2 separate regions of the Homo sapiens genome follow, and region 1 is linked to region 2. A link is an interaction called in ENCODE POLR2A ChIA-PET data of the cell type or tissue named here. Cell type or tissue: GM12878. All regions are shown on one strand. Links, peaks and the distances in the headings refer to the core of each region. The heading gives the core; the rest is flanking DNA.

Region 1 (8,344 bases), core at 258-8,257, 65 kb before region 2:
GTGTAAGATGTCCCACCTAGGAGAGAAAATGATTTGAAAAAGATAGTTTCCTTTGGCTTGGAATGCTGAAAGAAAAAGGAGCCCAGGGAAAGGAGGCTTGTTAACCCTACACACCAGGGGTCAGGCTATGAGTCAAATGTGACCTGAGGTCTGTTCCTGTAGTCCGTTGGGATGAGGGTGATTTTTACATTTTTAAGGAGTTATAAAAAAAAAATGTAACAGAAACCTTGTTTGGCCCACAAAGCCTAAAATGTTTACTATCTGACCTTTTGCAGAAAAAGTGTGCTGTTCCTTGCATATAAGTATAGAGGATTATAGAGGGTCTGTTTGTATCTTCAACTGACAGGCTTGTGGTATACTGTAAACAGTTGAGTATGAGAAATCTTCCCAAACATTTGTAGCATTTCATAGGATTATCCTATTTTAGACCAGTGTTAAGAGCTCATTTGTATTAGTTTGCTAGGACTGCTGTAACAAAGTACCACAAATTGGGTAGCTTGAACAACAAAAATTTATTTTCTTACGGTTCTGAAGACTAGAAGTCCAAAATGATGTATTGACATGGTGGGTTTCTTCTGAGGACTGTGAGAACCTGTCCCATGACTCTTCCTAACTTCTGGTGATTTGCTGAAAATCTTTGGTGTCCCTTGGCTTGTAGATGTACCGCCCCGGTCTCTGCCTTCATGTTCATTTGATATTCTCCTTGTTTGTGTGTATCTGTATCCAAATTTCCTTTTTTTTATAAGGACACTGGTCGTATTGGATTAGGTCACTCCATGACCTCTTCTTTATCACTTGCAAAGACCCTATTTCCAAATAAAGTCACATTCACAGGTATTGTAGTTTAGGACTTCAGCATCTTTTGTAAGGGGCATAATCTAACCCATAATATCTTCTAAGCCTTTGTTTTACAGAGAAGAACAGAGAAACTATGAAAGTATAAAGAAGTCATTCAAATCATACAGCTGTCTAGGAGCAGAACCAGTATTCAAATGTAGGTCCACTGACTAACCCAGTATTTGTTCACCTACATACTATATAATATGCAATTGCAGTGTAATGAGGTTCAGTCAAGTGTAATACTTGTTTGTACTAGTTACACTATTCCAGTCATCTTTCCTATGCCTTCCGTTAATCATGGAGCAATAATAAATTATAGATGGATCAGAATTAATTCATTTCTATTACAGAAATGAGCACATCATGCACTATTGTTAGTGTATTCCGTTCTGTATCCTTTGTGTATTCAGTTCTGAAAGAATTTACTCAAGGCCTGCTGTTTGCTAAGGAGTATCTAAGCATACTTGCATAGTAAAGTTGTAGAGAATGTGCCTTAGTCTGGGTTTCTACATTGCCTATTTCAACAGGTTCTAGTCACAACTCTGCTGCGAGTTCTAAACTCAAGTCTTGCTGGTTTTGTTCTTTGATAAATCACTTTCTTAAGCCTTAATTCTCGTGAGTTGTTCCCATGAGATTTTCAGAAACCCCAGGTAACTTTAGGATTCCATGATTCTGTGACTGTGGTGAGACATTTTTTGCATTTGGAGCATCTGATGGCTAAGGAAACCACATGTAACTTCATGCTAAGGCGCGTATGGTAAACCACTATAAAGACAGACTTATCTGGCCAACATGGAGTGATGTTTGTGAATGCTAATTGTAGGGCCCTAGTATGTGATTATAAAAATAATACCAAACAATTACTTGTGACTTTGTAAGTCTTTCTTTATATATATTCTGGTGTGTAATTGATTATAAAGGGAGAGAATATTGTCAGAGTGCCGTATTTTGTATTACAATTACTGGCCAGATTATTCAGTGAAGAACTAAATTAAAAAGGTTACACCCCAGAGATCACCTAATATTTCTTACCATTGGCATACCAAGGAATTGAGTTTAATTGCACCTTCTTCGCACTCCCCTGGTGTTTTCTCTTCTGTGTAGCCAGCTTCCAAGATGGCCCCCAAGGATTCTTGCCTCTTGTTACTCATGCCCTTATGCAGTCCCCTCCCAGACTAAATAGGATTAACTTGTACAGCCAGTAGAATATTGTGTAAATGACAGTATGTCACTTTTGAGGCTAGGTCATGAAAGACATTGTGGCTTCCACTTTCCTGTCTTGGAATACTCACTATGGGGAAGGTCATGAGGACATTCCAGCAGCCCTGTGGAGAGGTCCATGTGATAAGAAACTAAGGTCTCCTCCCAGCACCCAGCAGTAACTTGCCTAGTATGTGAGTGAGCCACCTTGCAATTGGATCGTGCAGCCCTCAAAGCCCTCAGAGCCCTCAAAGGATGGCCGTCCCAGCCGACATCTTGTCTACAGCTGAGCCAGATCCACCCAGTTAAGCTGCTCCTGGATTTCTGACCACAGAAACTTTATGAAATAATAAATGTTTATTGTTTCAAGCTACTAAAGTTAAGGAAATATGCTACGCAGCAATAGATAAAAATACAACCTTTGTTGATTCTGCCTTTTTCTCAGATCATTGTATATATCATCTGCCACTAGATTTTTACTGAGCAGAGCTTGTGTCTGAACTCATTTTTGTAGGCCTTACAGAAGTCGTTACAGCCTTCAATTACTTCTTAGATTGAATGTGGTTGACTTGGATCGTGGCTAGAACATCTGGGTTGCTCCTATTGCTTCTGTTTGGAAAGGTGCAAATTACCTCTACCATTTTATTTAGAAACAAATGCAGTATTTTTAATGAGTTTCATTTAAAAAGAATTTAGATTGTTTGAAATATGTAAAAGAAATAAAAATACAATTTTTTATCTGAGACTACATTTCAACAAAGATCTAAACAAATGGGAGAAGACTCACTAGAACCAGGAAAAACTGTTGAAGGGGGTGGTAATCTTTGAAGAGTTTACTAGATGAAGAATGACCTTTTTTTGCTTGCTTTTATTTTTCATTTGAAAATAACTTCAAATGTAAGTTAAAAAAACAACACAAAGAACGTCTGTATGCCTTTTACCTAGATTCACCTGTCATTAAGATTTTGTCTCATTTGGATGCAAAGCCAAACTACAATGAGACACCATCTCTTACCAGTTCAAAATGGCTACTATTAAAAATCAGAAAAGAACGTATGTTGGCGAGGCCGTGGAGAAAAGGGAACACTTACACGCCGTTGGTGGGAATGCAAATTAGTTCTACCCCTGTGGAGAGCAACTAAAAATAGAAATACTTATCTGAGCTAGCAATCCCATTACTGGGTATATACCCACAGGAAAATAAATCATTCTGCCAGAAAGACACCTGCGCTCAGATGTTCATTGCAGCACCGTTCACAATAGCAAACACATGAAATCAATGTAAGTGCCCATTAATTGATGAGTGGATAAAGAAAATGTGTTACCTATACAACATGGAATACTACACAGCCATTAAAAAGAATGAAATCAAATCCTTTGCAGTGACATGAATGTAACTGGAGGCAATTATCCTAACGGAACTAACGCAGAACAAGAAAACTAAATACTGCATGCTCTCACTTGTAAGTGGGAGATAAGTCTTGGGTACACATGGACATAAAGATGGGAACAGTAGACACTGGGAACTCCAAAAGCAAGGAGGGAGAGCGGGAGGGAGGGGGCAAGGGCTGAAAAACTGCGTGCTGGGTACTGTGTTCACTGTTGTGGCAACAGGAACATTAGAGGTCCAAACCTCAGCTTCACACAATATACCCAAGTAATAACTGCACGTGTATCCCCGGAATCTAAAATTTTAAAAAGCTGAAACTTACAAAATTAAATTTAAAAATAAAGATTTCATCTCATTTGCTTTATCACTTATGCACATGTGTGCCTTGCTCTCTTCCGCTAATACACGTGTGTGTAGATACGTATGTAAATGAATATACACACATTTTTTTCTAAGCCATTTAAGGGTAACTTACATACATCATATCTGTGTGCCTAAATTCTTAGGTGAATAATTCCTAAGAAATACAGTTAGCAACTTCAGCAAGTTTAACATTGATACTCTACTATTGTAATCCAGTTTTGTCAGTCAATTCAATACTGTCCTATATGCCATTTTTTCCTTTCTTGCATTTAACTTTAGTCTCCTTCAATCTGTAACATTTCCATAGCCGTCTTTGTCTTTTATGGCATTGATATTTTTGGAAGAATAAAGACCTCTCCCCACTCCTTTTTTAGTGGAATGTTCCACATTTTGGATCTGTCTGATTTTTTTTATGATTAGACTCGGGTTGTAGATATCTTTTTAAATGTTCTAAAATGTGGAAACAGTAGTCCATTCAAAGGATCAATGTAAAACAAAATTTAGGCCACAGAAACTTTGAAATAATTATTAGAAGCCAAATTGGAAAACCAAAATGTGTTGTAGAATCAACTTCCTAGAAAATGTTTAGAGTAAGATAGTTTTTAGTCTTTCAAGTTTCTATAGATGGGTGGTTCGACAACTGGGTTTTCAAAAATCAAGAAATGTCTTGGCATTGAGGTGAACTTTTGTGGCTTTCTTTAGTTTCATCATGAACTCGGGCTCCCCAAAAGCCAGTGGTATCTTTCTGTAGAAACAGGATTTTTCTTTCAACTTCTGCTAAATTTATTCAACAAACATTACCAAATTCTTGTTATCCTGACATGGAGGTGGTACCTGGGAATACAAAGAAGGGCATAAAAGAGACTTAATATGCCATATTGTTTATTAAAAGATAATCAGAGGCTGACATGCCACAGAGGACAGGAGCAGCTTCTACGGGGGGGTGGTCTGTAACTGCACTGGAGGGGGAATACCTAAATGCTGCTTTCCGCCCAAAGTGGGAAATCCCTGCTGCTCCTGTAAGAGTCACATCTATCTGCAAAGAAAAAACTCTGGCTGGTGCTTGGCATTTTTACCTATTCTCTTGCATTAAAAATGACTAAGCCATACTGAATAGTTTCTCACTTGTAAGTGGGAGATAAGCCTTAGGTACATATGGACATAAAGATGGGAACAGTAGTAAAGGCAATCCCTTTCAGAGACTGGGGGATAAGAGATTATTTCTTTCAATGCTTGAATTCTTGAATTGTTGTTTTGCACTATATGAAGTGTCCCAGGGATTCGCTTTTTTTTTTTTTTTAAAAAAAAGCACTAAATTTTAAATTATCTGTTTTTTCATAATTTTCAACAGTATCACAGGTAAATAGTAAAATTATTTTAAAATGGAAAATGTTTTTTAAGTTTGAAGACAAAGCAACTTTCCATCTTCTGATGCTATGGTCCTGGTTGTGGCTTTGTTCCTGACTTTCTTTAGATTTAAGAAAGATGCTTTGAGATCTTTAGCAAATTCTTAAACAATTCATTTTATCTGAAGACTAACATATTCCCAGCCACAACTTCACTTGTCAGGTTTCTGCAGGGAATAGTTTATTAAACTTGGGGTGCCCAAAATACTGTAACTTAAACCTGGAAATAAAATACCAATATGCTGAACCTGGGATAATTTCTAAGAGTACTACTAAAGATACTTCTATGTTTTTCCAAACATAACATAGGGGAATGGGTATTGGTTGTAGTATGTAGATGTTCTTTAACTTAAATTATATTACCTGGGAAGACTGGTAATTTTCATGTCATTTTCAATATAAGAATAAAGAGAATATAATAATTACCCATTCTAAATTATGTGTTGTACATTTTCTTAATACAGTAACTAAATATGCCAAAGAAAAGGAGCTGTGATTTCATATTATCAGAAATATGACTTTTAAAAGCACCTAGATAACAGAAATTCAAGAAGATCCATGAATGTAATATAGGGGAAAATGTTTTTTTTTTAATTTTGTGGCTAGATATTATTCTATATTGACAAGTATTGACCAAAGAGAAATATTTTATTGATTAAAAATATATTTTAATCAAAATAATTCTCTGATAGGACATTCTAAATAAGCTAATTTTGACAATTTTCCTTCTGTTAAAATTGAGAGGAAAGAACACAGTTGCTTTCTCCCATGCAGTTGAAATGCATTTAACTATAGTATATAATATAACTGGTCTTTCAGATTACCTTAGTTATTGCGCTACCCACAGTAGGACAATATTGTAAAGCATAAGAGAACCTCTGAATCTGATTATAAATGAAATAGAGATTACTTAGAGGTTATTTCTTGTCTATATTGTTAATATAGAATAAGAGTTGACTAGGTAGTCTTACATTTAAAAATCCCTGTTGTGGCCAGGCATGCGTGGTAGGCCAAGGTGGGAGGATCGCTTGAGCCCAGGAGTTAAAGACCAGCCTGGGCAACATGGCAAAACCCCATCTCTACAAAAAATTAGCCAGATGTAGTGGCATGCGCCTGTGGTCCCAACCACTCAGGAGGCTGAGGTGGGAGAATCGCTGAGCCCGAGAGGCAGAGGTTGCAGTGAGCCAAGATTGTGCCACTGCACTCCAGCCTGGCTGACAGAGCAAGACCCTGTTCAAAAAGAAAAAAAAAAAAAAAATCCCTGGTGCTCTTTACAGAGCTTAGAGAGCAGAATGTAGAGTGCTTAAAATTCCTTAGCACAATATATTATATAAAATCGCCAGGTGTTTCTTTTTTATATCAAAACTTACTGGATATCATACATTTTATATGATTAAACCTTAAACAGGCTTCTCTGTAAAAACACTGTGCCTCGGCCAGGCGCGATGGTTCACACCTGTAATCCCAGCACTTTGGGAGGCCGAGGCGGGTGGATCATTTAAGGTCAAGAGTTCAAGACTAGCCTGGCCAACATAGTGAAACCCCGTCTCTACTAAAAATACAAAAGATTAGCTGGGTGTGATGGTGCACACCTGTAATCCCAGCTACTTGGGAGGCTGAGACAGGAGAATTGCTTGAACCCTGGAGGTGGAGGTTGCAGTGAGCCAAGATCATGCCATTGCACTCCAGCCTGGGTGAGAGTGAGGCTTTGTCTCAAAAAAAAAAAAAAAAAAAAAAAGGCCCTGCCTCCTTTTCTAACCTGTTATCCTGCCTTAGTCCACCTTTGTCTTAGTCTATTCAGGCTGCTATAACAAAATACTTTACACTGGATAATTTATAAACAGCAGATATTTATTGCTCACAGTTCTGTAGGCTGAGAAGCCCAAAATCAAGATGTGGCAGATTCAGTGTCTTGGGAGTGCTCACTCTCTGCTTCCAACATGGTGCCTTCGTGGTGTGTCCTCACATGGTGGAAGGGTCAAAGAGGCTACCTCAGGTGCTCATCCTATTCATGAGGGCTCCACCCTCAAAACCAAATTACCTCCTAAAGCCCCAAATTCTTAATACTGTTGCATTGAGGATTAAGATTTCAACATACGAATTTGAGGGGACACAAGTTCAGATCATTGGAACCTTGAATTTCATTCTCTAACAGCATTGAACGGCTTGTCATTTCTTTGCTCACATCTGACTTCTACATCTTACAGTTGCATGTGCAGTATGGTAGCCACTACCCGCACGTGGCTATTTAAATTTAAGTTTAGGCCGGGCGTGGTGACTCACACCTGTATTCTCAGCACTTTGCGGGGAGGCCAAGGCAGGTGGATCACTTGAGCCCGGGAGTTTGAGACTAACTTGGGCAACATGGTGAAACGCCGTCTCTACCAAAAATACAAAAATTAGCCAGTCTCATAACCCAGTCTCTAAATAAATAATAGATTAAAATTTAAAAATAAAATTTAAAGTGCTGTATTAAAAATAAATTTGTTTGAATTCATTAAATTAAATTTAAAATTCAGCCTCTCGGTTGTCGTAGCTATATTCTAAGTACTCAGTGGCCACATGTGCTAGCAGCTACACCTTATTGGACAGTGCAGATATAGAAGATTTCCATCATAGAAAGTGCTGCTGGACAGTGCTACCTTACAGCCCTTTGTTTTAAGTAATCTCTATTTCATTTATAATCAGATTCAGAGACCAGCCTGAGTAACCAACGTAAGTAATCTCTGATTACTTAGGGTGGTCTCCTCTCACTGCCCACCTCTCTCTCTCCTTTCTTATCTATTTAAAGCATTCTTCTTCAAGATTTTTATCAGGTGCAAGAAACATTTTCAGCCAGTCCTGTTCATTCCCAATTTCAGGGTTCTAGCCCTCGAGTCTTCCTTTTTTTTTTTTTGAGACAGAGTCTCACTCTGTTGCCCAGGCTAGAGTGCAGTGGCACAATCTTGGCTCATGGCAACCTCTGCCTCCCAGGTTCAAGTGACTCTAATGCCTCAGCCTCCTGAGTAGCTGGGATTACAGGTGTGTACCACCATTACCAGCTAATTTTTTGTATTTTTAGTAGAGATGGGGTTTCGCTGTGTTGGCCAGGTTGGTGTCAAACTCCTGGGCTCAAGTGATCTTCCTGCCTCAGCCTCCCAGAGTG
Region 2 (8,344 bases), core at 126-8,125:
ATTAGCTGGGCATGATGGTGCATGCCTGTAGTCCCAGCTACTCAGGAGGTTGAGGCAGGAGAATCACTTGAATCTGGCAGGCAGAGGTTGCAGTGAGCTGAGATTGCGCCACTGCACTCCACCCTGGGCGACAGAGTGAGACTCCGTCTCAAAAAACATATATAAAAAATAAAGGATTGATTTATTTTTAATTATGACATAGCAATATAATGGAATACTATGGAGCTATTTAAAAGAATGAAGTATACCTAGGTCTACTTATATGGAAAGATATCTGCGTCACTGCTTAGTGGAAAAAAAACAAGTTGCAAAATCCTGACCCCATTTTTTTTTTTTTTTTTTGAGACAGAGTCTTGCTCTGTCGCCCAGGCTGGAGTACAGTGGTGAGATCTCAGCTCACGGCAACCTCCGCCTCCCGGGTTCAAGCGATTCTCCTGCCTCAGCCTCCTGAGTAGCTGGGATTACAGGTGCACACCACCATGCCGGCTAATTTTTGTACTTTTAGTAGAGACGGGTTTCACCATGTTGATCAGGCTGGTGTCGAACTCCTTACCTTGTGATCTGCTCGCCTCGGCCTCCCAAAGTGCTGGGATTACAGGTGTGAGCCACTGCGCCTGGCCTGATTTTTTAAAAATACATAGATTATGGACATGCATAAAGAAATCTATAATACCATAAACGTGGCTATCTTTGGGAAGTAGAATTATGAAGGACTTTAGATTTCTGTTTTGTAAAATGTTTTATTTATTATTTATTTTATTTATTATTTATTTATTTATTTTGAGACAGTCTTGCCCTATTGCCCAGGCTGGAGTGCAATGGTGAGATCTCGGCTCACTGCAACCTACACCTCCTGGGTTCAAGCCATTCTCCTGCTTCAGCCTCCCGAGTAGTTGGGATTACAGGTGCCCACCACCACGCCCAGCTAATTTTTGTATTTTTAGTAGTAGAGTTTCACCATGTTGGTCAAGCTGGTCTTGAACTCCTGACCTCAGGTGATCCGCCCACCTCGGCCTCCCAAAGTGCTGGGATTACAGGCGTGAGCCACCGCACCAGCTGTAAAATATTTTACAATGAGCATGTGTGACTTTCATATTCAGGAAAAAAATTTCGCTGAAAACACACACACACACACACACACACACACACACACACACACACACACACGTATATGTTACCTAGCATAGCAGTTCCGAGTAGTTAGTGGTTGTTATGAGAGTTCCACTTCCAGCGTGGGTGCGCTACATCTTTAAATATTCCTGTAGCAATGAATAGCCACTGTGCCTAGGGTTTCTGTGTGAATACATACCCTCTTTTTTTATTCTTGATAGATTCATTATTTCAGTTGAGGCCTTGTTCTCTTTTCTTTCATTAGCTTTAATCAGCAGGCTCGGGGCACCTGTCACAGGGGATGCCATCATTCATTTTAATTTTTAAAATTATAGTAGCAATTTAAGCTCATCCTAAACATGAAAAACAAATCTGCAGTTAGTAAAGTAAAACCTTAAAGTCATCAATTTCACCATGCCTTTCAGTCCCACTACCCAAAGATGGCAGTGGTTCAGTGTATGGTCTTCACAGCTTCTGTGCATATGCAAATGTGTGTGTGCACTTGTTTTTTATTTGTCTTTTGAGACAGGGTCTCACTCTTGCCCGGTCTGGAGTGCAGTGGCACAATATCAGCTCACTGCAGCCTCGACCTTCTGGCCTCAGGTGACCTTCTCACCTCAGCCTTCTGAGTAGCTGGGACTACAAACATGTGCCACCACACCCAGCTAATTTTTGTATTTTTTGTAGAGACAGGATTTCGTTATGTTGGCCAGGCTGGTCTTGAACTCCTGGGCTCAAGCAATCTGCCTGCCTCCACCTCCCAAAGTGCTAGGATTACAGGCATGAGCCACCATGCCCAGCTTGCATTTGTGTTCTTGTTGCACCAATAAGATCATGAAGCATATAAAAAAAGTCTTTCCACAACAGAGATTTATATATACTATGTCTTTTTTAAGAACTGCATAATATTCTACTTTGTAGATGTAATTTATTTCACCATTCCCTTATTGACAGAATTTTCACTATTGTTAGCAGAGCTACAAAAATACTTTTACCTATATATTTGCACACTTCAGTGAGCAGATCTGTAAGATAAATTCCTACAGGGGAACTAGTATTGGTCAAAGGGTATCCATGTGGATAATTGTTATCATGTTGCACTGACTTACATTCCCAGCAGTACATGTATGAGTTCCTTTTCCCCTACACACTTTTACCTGCACAAGTTGAGTATTCTTTACACAAAATGCTCAGGACCAGACATGTTTCAGACTTCAGATATTTTAGGATTTTGGAATATTTGCATATACATAATGAGATATCGTGGGCATGGGACCCAAATCTAAACATGAAATTCATTGATGTTTCATATACACTCTATACAGGTAGCCTGAAGGTAATTTTATGCAACATTCTTAGTAATTTTTGTGACCCATCACAAGAAGTCAGGTGTTTTAGAAATTTTAGAAAATTTTGGATTTTGGGTTTTCAGATGAGGGATGCTCAACTGTATTGTGTATTATATATTATTGTCTTATTATTGCTTTTATTTGTTATTATTTTTAAATCTTTGGTAATTCAGTATGTGAAATAATGGGTGTCATTGTTGAATTTGAATTTTTTTCATCAGACTGAAGACATCATTTCTTTATTGCCACCATCCATTTGGAAATGTTATGCACATTCTGCAAATCCAATTGGAAGTCTGGCCTAGAGTTTGGTTAGATGGTGGCAGGGAAATAATATGCTTAGAAACGTGGTCCTGGATAGAATGTTGAGGAAAAGCAGAGAGAGAAGATGTGTGTGGGAGACAGATTGGATAGTGGCATATTTTTTTGCATAGAAATCTGTTAGCTGTATGGCTGCTGTTTCAGCATCCCTGAATCCGCCTGGCTGAAATGGGCCATCTATCTATTCACCTTTGTTCACAACGATAGAAATCGTGTCCAATATTCTCTATGTGCTTTTTCTCACTGAAATCTGGCATCATAATGACTCAGCATCTGGAGGAGCCAATACAAGTGAATCAAGTTTGCGTTCATCACCCAGCAGTGCCTCGTATGCCTAAGGGATTTCATGGAACTTCATTTCAAAATCATAGTTTGAAATGGTCATGTTTCAAACAACTATAAAGAAACTTTAAAATGTGGCAAAATGTGGACAGGGCCTTAAATGTAGGAAGAATGTTCAGATAACTTTGCAAACAGCTTTTTGGTGATAGCTCAGTTACTTCTTGCCTCATTAGTTGTCCTTGGTTCATAGGACATCCGTGACCCAGCATAAGTCAATGATAAAGTTTGTTCCAATACACATTATTTCTCCCTTTCAGAATGAGTGGCCTTGGCAGATGTGAAACCTCTCTGAGCAGGTAATGTCCCTAAAGGGGGCACGCAGAGAGACTGTGCAGGGTCACATTGTGATGGAGATGTGGGTAAAGAAACTCACAGACACCATTGCCTTTTCCATCATTTAGGATGTCTTTACTGCTTTCTTCATTTCACCATCCAGAAATACCGAATTATAAAGGATGTGATTCTTTCTGACTACCCAAGACATCCAAAATTCAATCTTTTTTTTTTTTTTTTTTTTTTTTTTTTTGAGACGCAGTCTCGCCCTGTCGCCCAGGCTGGAGTGCAGTGGCGCGATCTCGGCTCACTGCAAGCTCCGCCTCCCGGGTTCACACCATTCTCCTGCCTCAGCCTACCAAGGAGCTGGGACTAGAGGCGCCCGCCACCACGCCTGGCTAATTTTTTTGTGTTTTTAGTAGAGACGGGGTTTCACCGTGTTAGCCAGGATGGTCTCGATCTCCTGACCTCGTGATCAGCCCACCTCGGTCTCCCAAAGTGCTGGGATTACAGGAGTGAGCCACCGCGCCCGGCCCCAAAATTCAATCTTATGCAAACTTCAGTTGAGGATGTTTCCCCTGATTCTTTCGCAGCTTCCACATCCCAGTAGTTCTCCGTTTTTAACTTATCAGCTGTTCTCTATGGATGTCATGCCTTGAGATGTTATCTTCCAAACACACAGCATACACAACTAACTCATTGTTTCTCTTTTTAGAAAATTAAGCAAATATGTATATAACTGCATATGCGGGCGTCTGGTCAACCAGAGGCAACAAACGTGACCTCACAAGTTTGTGTAAACTCAGTCAAAAGCAAGGGAGCGCAATACGGTAGTCCTTTTATGGGTTAATATGATCTCACCCTCCCCCCACCACAGTAGTGATCTTTCTGTTCCTCAAAAGGGAAGGGCCCTGGGCTGGGAACCCCTTCAGTTATCCCTTCTGAATGGTACAAATCTCCTTCATCCCATCCCTCTGATGGTCCCAGTTGGTTGTGGTTGGCCATGAAAGAAGGTAAATGGCTCAAGATCACTGCACCTCATTCCCCACCTGAAAAAAGACATTTCATATTTACATTTTGCTGGCGATGGGAGCCCTGAGTCAAAACCTGTACGTAGAAAACAGCCCAGGAGACGGGTTGCCTGGTCACTGGCGCTGCAGCACACCGAGTTCCCTGCTCTGGGTCAGGTTGTTAAGACCGCATGAGGATGCGCTGCTGTAAAAGTGCCTGCTTTTTCCAATTTAGGTTCACCAGAGTGCATAAATCCACTGACAGCTCTCTTCAAACAGTTGTTCTCAACTTTAAATAAAATTTTGAAATAACACCTGGTTTGCCTTTTTAAAATTTCAATTTTAAAAGAGACAGGGCAGCAGGAGGGTATAGATTAGGGGGCTATGGAAGGCATTCTACTATGGGGGGAAGAGCACACATCTTTCAGAGTTTGACTTTGAACCTTGACTTCACTAAACATTTGGCTATATGACCTTGGGAAGGTTATTTTTAAGCTTTGATTCCCTTCTCTGGGAGCAGGAATAAGACTCCTTTGGAGTCTTGTGGACATTTATGAATAATAACTTCAGCACAGCATAGGGCTGGGTGTGGGGTCAGGGCTGAGTAAAGGTGAGCTTGCCCATCTCCTCTCCATCTCTTTTTGTGTCACACTGTATCGGCGCCTTCTGTTTCTGCAGTTAAGGGCAGTGCTGGATGTCGTGGTGATGCTGACCCTGAGGAAGTGACAGCCCACTTTCTCAGGGGAAGTGGTGGCATAGACACAGGCAATCATATGTCATTCATAGAAGCAAGTCCCCAGCCACTGTGGACCACCGACATCTGAGGAAGGTGGGAAGAGGCTCAGAGGTAGGAGCTACCACCCCAACTCAGGCGTTACTCACCGAGCTACATGGCAGTCTCAGGGTGGGGACAAAGGTCAGGGGGCCCACCATCCCGAGAGGTTCCTTCCTTGGTGAGCTGACAGGCCAGCTTCTCCCTGAAGTTTCTTACAACTGAAGTTTCAGTTCTGGCAAACAGACTACGGACCTAAGTCCTAGGCCCAGCAACTGCCTTCCCAGGCAGGTCCCATTCCATTTTTGAGATCACTGCTCCTTCTCAGCTTTCTCGCCCGCCTCCCTGGAGAGAGAAGGTTCAGCACCGGATGCACAGCCGCTGCGGCCCCTGCTCTGTGAGGACTCTTGAGCCTCTAGCGGGGAATGACCCATGCTACTTGTTAAAAGGCGGGCTCGGCCCCTCCGGGCTCCTCCTGGCCAAGGAGCCTGCGTAGCTGCAGGATGTAAAGCCAAAGGCCATCAGAAGGATGTGTGGAAAACACTGCGGTTAGGAATGAGCAGACATTCCTAATGGAGCACGGACCTCAGGCTGATTGTGATCTGAGACAAAACAGTGCCAAGTGCTGCTAAATCATTAGAACACTTGTGGATAACAGCAAGAGAAATAAAGACACACAGACTCTCTCACAGGAAGGCTCTGTGGTATGGAGAGGAGCTTTGGCGACAGAGGGCAGAGGCCCCTTTCTGGTTGTCTTGGGACAAGTCATTTAGTGATGGTGGAGCTAGGGCTCGTGGTGGCAGGCTTGCTGTCTCCCCATATCAAGGTCTTGCTGTGTGCCAAGCACTGTCAGGTTCCTCGTAGACGTCATGTCCCAATAGCCCTATGAGGCAGGCACTGTGATTATAGCAATTTGATTTTAATTTTTTTTAGGTTATCTGGTGAGGTTGCAGATCTCTCTGGATGAAGAATCTCAGACTCAGAGGTGAAATGATATGCAGGCAGAACCAGTCTCACTGTTCTCTGTCTTAATGTCTCTCAGCCTTCATTTATCATCTGCAAAATGGGAATAAAAAATACAATCTCATAGAGTTAGAGAAATAATGAATAATTCACAAGTCTGTGGTATATAATATGTGTTTGGGCCAGGCGTAGTGGCTTGCGCCTATAAACCCAGCACTTTGGGAGGCCGAGGCAGGCGCATCACTTGAGGTCAGGAGTTTGAGACCAGCCTGGCCAACATGGTGAAACCCCATCTCTACTAAAAATAGAAAAATGAGCCAGACATGGTGGTGCATGCCTGTAATCCCAGCTACTCAGGAGACTGAGGCGTGAGAATCACTTGAACCTGGAAGGTGGTGGTTGCATTGAGCCAATATCATGCTACTGCCTTCCAGCCTGGGCATCAGAGCAAGACCCTGTCTCAAAAAAAAGAAATAAAAGTTGTTAGATGTGGGTTATTTAATGTTGCATATTGCCTTCCAATTTTAAAAAAAATTGCCAGGCTGAGCACAGTGGCTCATGCCTATAATCCCAACACTTTGGGAGGCCAAAGCGGACAGATCGCTTGAGCTCAGAAGCTCCAGACCAGCCTGGGCAACATGACGAAACCCCCATTATATGGTTAGGCTTTGTGTCCCCCCACAATCTCATCTTGAATTGTAATCCCCACCTGTCAAGGGAGAGACCAGATGGAGGTAATTGAATCACAGGGGCCATTTCCCCATGCTGTTCTTATGGTAGCGAGTGAGTTCCCGTGAGACCTGATGGTTTTTTTTTTTATGTTAATAATGGAGTTTAATATTTTGTTTCTGTGCAATCTTATGAAATACAACTTGTTTTATAAGAATTTTCAACAAAGTATTAGTTTCCTTTTGCAAAAAGTTATTAGTTTGCCATTTAGTAGCTTTTAAGTATGTTGAATTTTTTTACATAATTAAGAACCTCAATATTCTTGTTATCAAAAACATTTAGTGAGTACCTCCATGTGCAAAACAACTGGGCTAAAGAGTCATAGGACAGAGCCCTACTGTCAAGGATCTTTGAGTCTGTCTTGAGAGATACTTTATTCTTTCATCTCTTCCTTTGCTGTGGTTCACATCTGATGTCACAAAAACCAGTGGGGGTTGGGAGTACGCCAAAGAACAAGAATACTGAGACATTTTGCTGCAATATTTTGTGCATCCCTAAAGGCCATTTCTAAATAACAACAATGGTGATGACAACAAAATTACACCTGTCATTTATCAGGAACATACAATGTCAAAGCACTGTGCTGAATGATCATTTATCTTTAAATGATCAGATGCTTTCAATGATCATCCAGTTCTTCCACCTACTCTCTGAGGTTTCTATTCTTATTTTTGCCATTTTATACATGGAGTCTGAGCTTAGAGAGATTAAGAAACTTCTATTATTTTAATAGTTAGCAGAGTTCGGATTTAAACTCAATCCTGTTAGACTTCAAAGCCATATTTGTAACCATTTTACTATGCCGATTTGTTCTGTCTGGCCTACAAATAAGAATGTATTTGTTTGTTTAATACTTATTTGTTGGATATCTACTATGTGATAAAAAAACAACGCATATATAACCACAGGCAAGGTTCCAATTAAGAAATAAATCTTAGGAGGGGCCTGTGGTGAAATACAATGTGACCAAATCTTTATATATCTTTTCAAGTGTATAAACTGCAGATGGTTACAGACATAAATATTGGTAACTTCATATACCAGTTTCAGTTAGCCAAGTCTGTTGAAGAATTTCACCAAATTATTATTATTATTATTATTATTATTTATTTTATTTTATTTTTGAGACAGAGTCTTGCTCTTGTCACCCAGGCTGGAGTGCAATGGCACGATCTTGGTTCACTGCAACCTCTGCCTCCTGGGTTCAAATGATTCTCCTGCCTCAGCCTCCCAAGTAGCTGGGATTACAGGCACCTGATGGTGGTTTTATAAGTGTTTGGTAGTTCCTCCTGCATTCATTCCCTCTCCTGCCGCCTTGTAAAGAAGGTGCCTTGCTTCCCCTTCACCGTCCACCACGATTGTAAGTTTCCTGAAGTCTTCCTAGCCGTGCTCAACTGTGAGTCGATTAAACCTCTTTCCACCCAGTCTCAGGCAGTTCTTCTTTTTTTTCTTTTTTTTTTTTTTTTTTTTAATAT

The links. Peaks named below come from ENCODE experiments on the same cell type or tissue, not always from the same donor. Only the 100,000 strongest peaks of a DNase experiment are listed, where the experiment ranks them.
Region 1: POLR2A ChIA-PET joins it to region 2 with 6 read pairs; 2 of 35 experiments call an interaction of 5 or more read pairs at or near these places.

What each region holds. Positions count from the first base shown.
Region 1 is chr13:30,589,621-30,597,964 of GRCh38, reverse strand. It overlaps a transcript of HMGB1 not described here. Among named protein-coding and RNA genes, the nearest start is that of USPL1, 24 kb to the left of the region's middle. In GM12878, for the core only: no CTCF peak of the experiment used is centred there; no DNase peak of the experiment used is centred there; H3K4me3 peaks cover 460 bases.
Region 2 is chr13:30,524,333-30,532,676 of GRCh38, reverse strand. It overlaps a transcript of HMGB1 not described here. Among named protein-coding and RNA genes, the nearest start is that of HMGB1, 63 kb to the right of the region's middle. In GM12878, for the core only: no CTCF peak of the experiment used is centred there; a DNase peak (open chromatin) is centred at 3,366.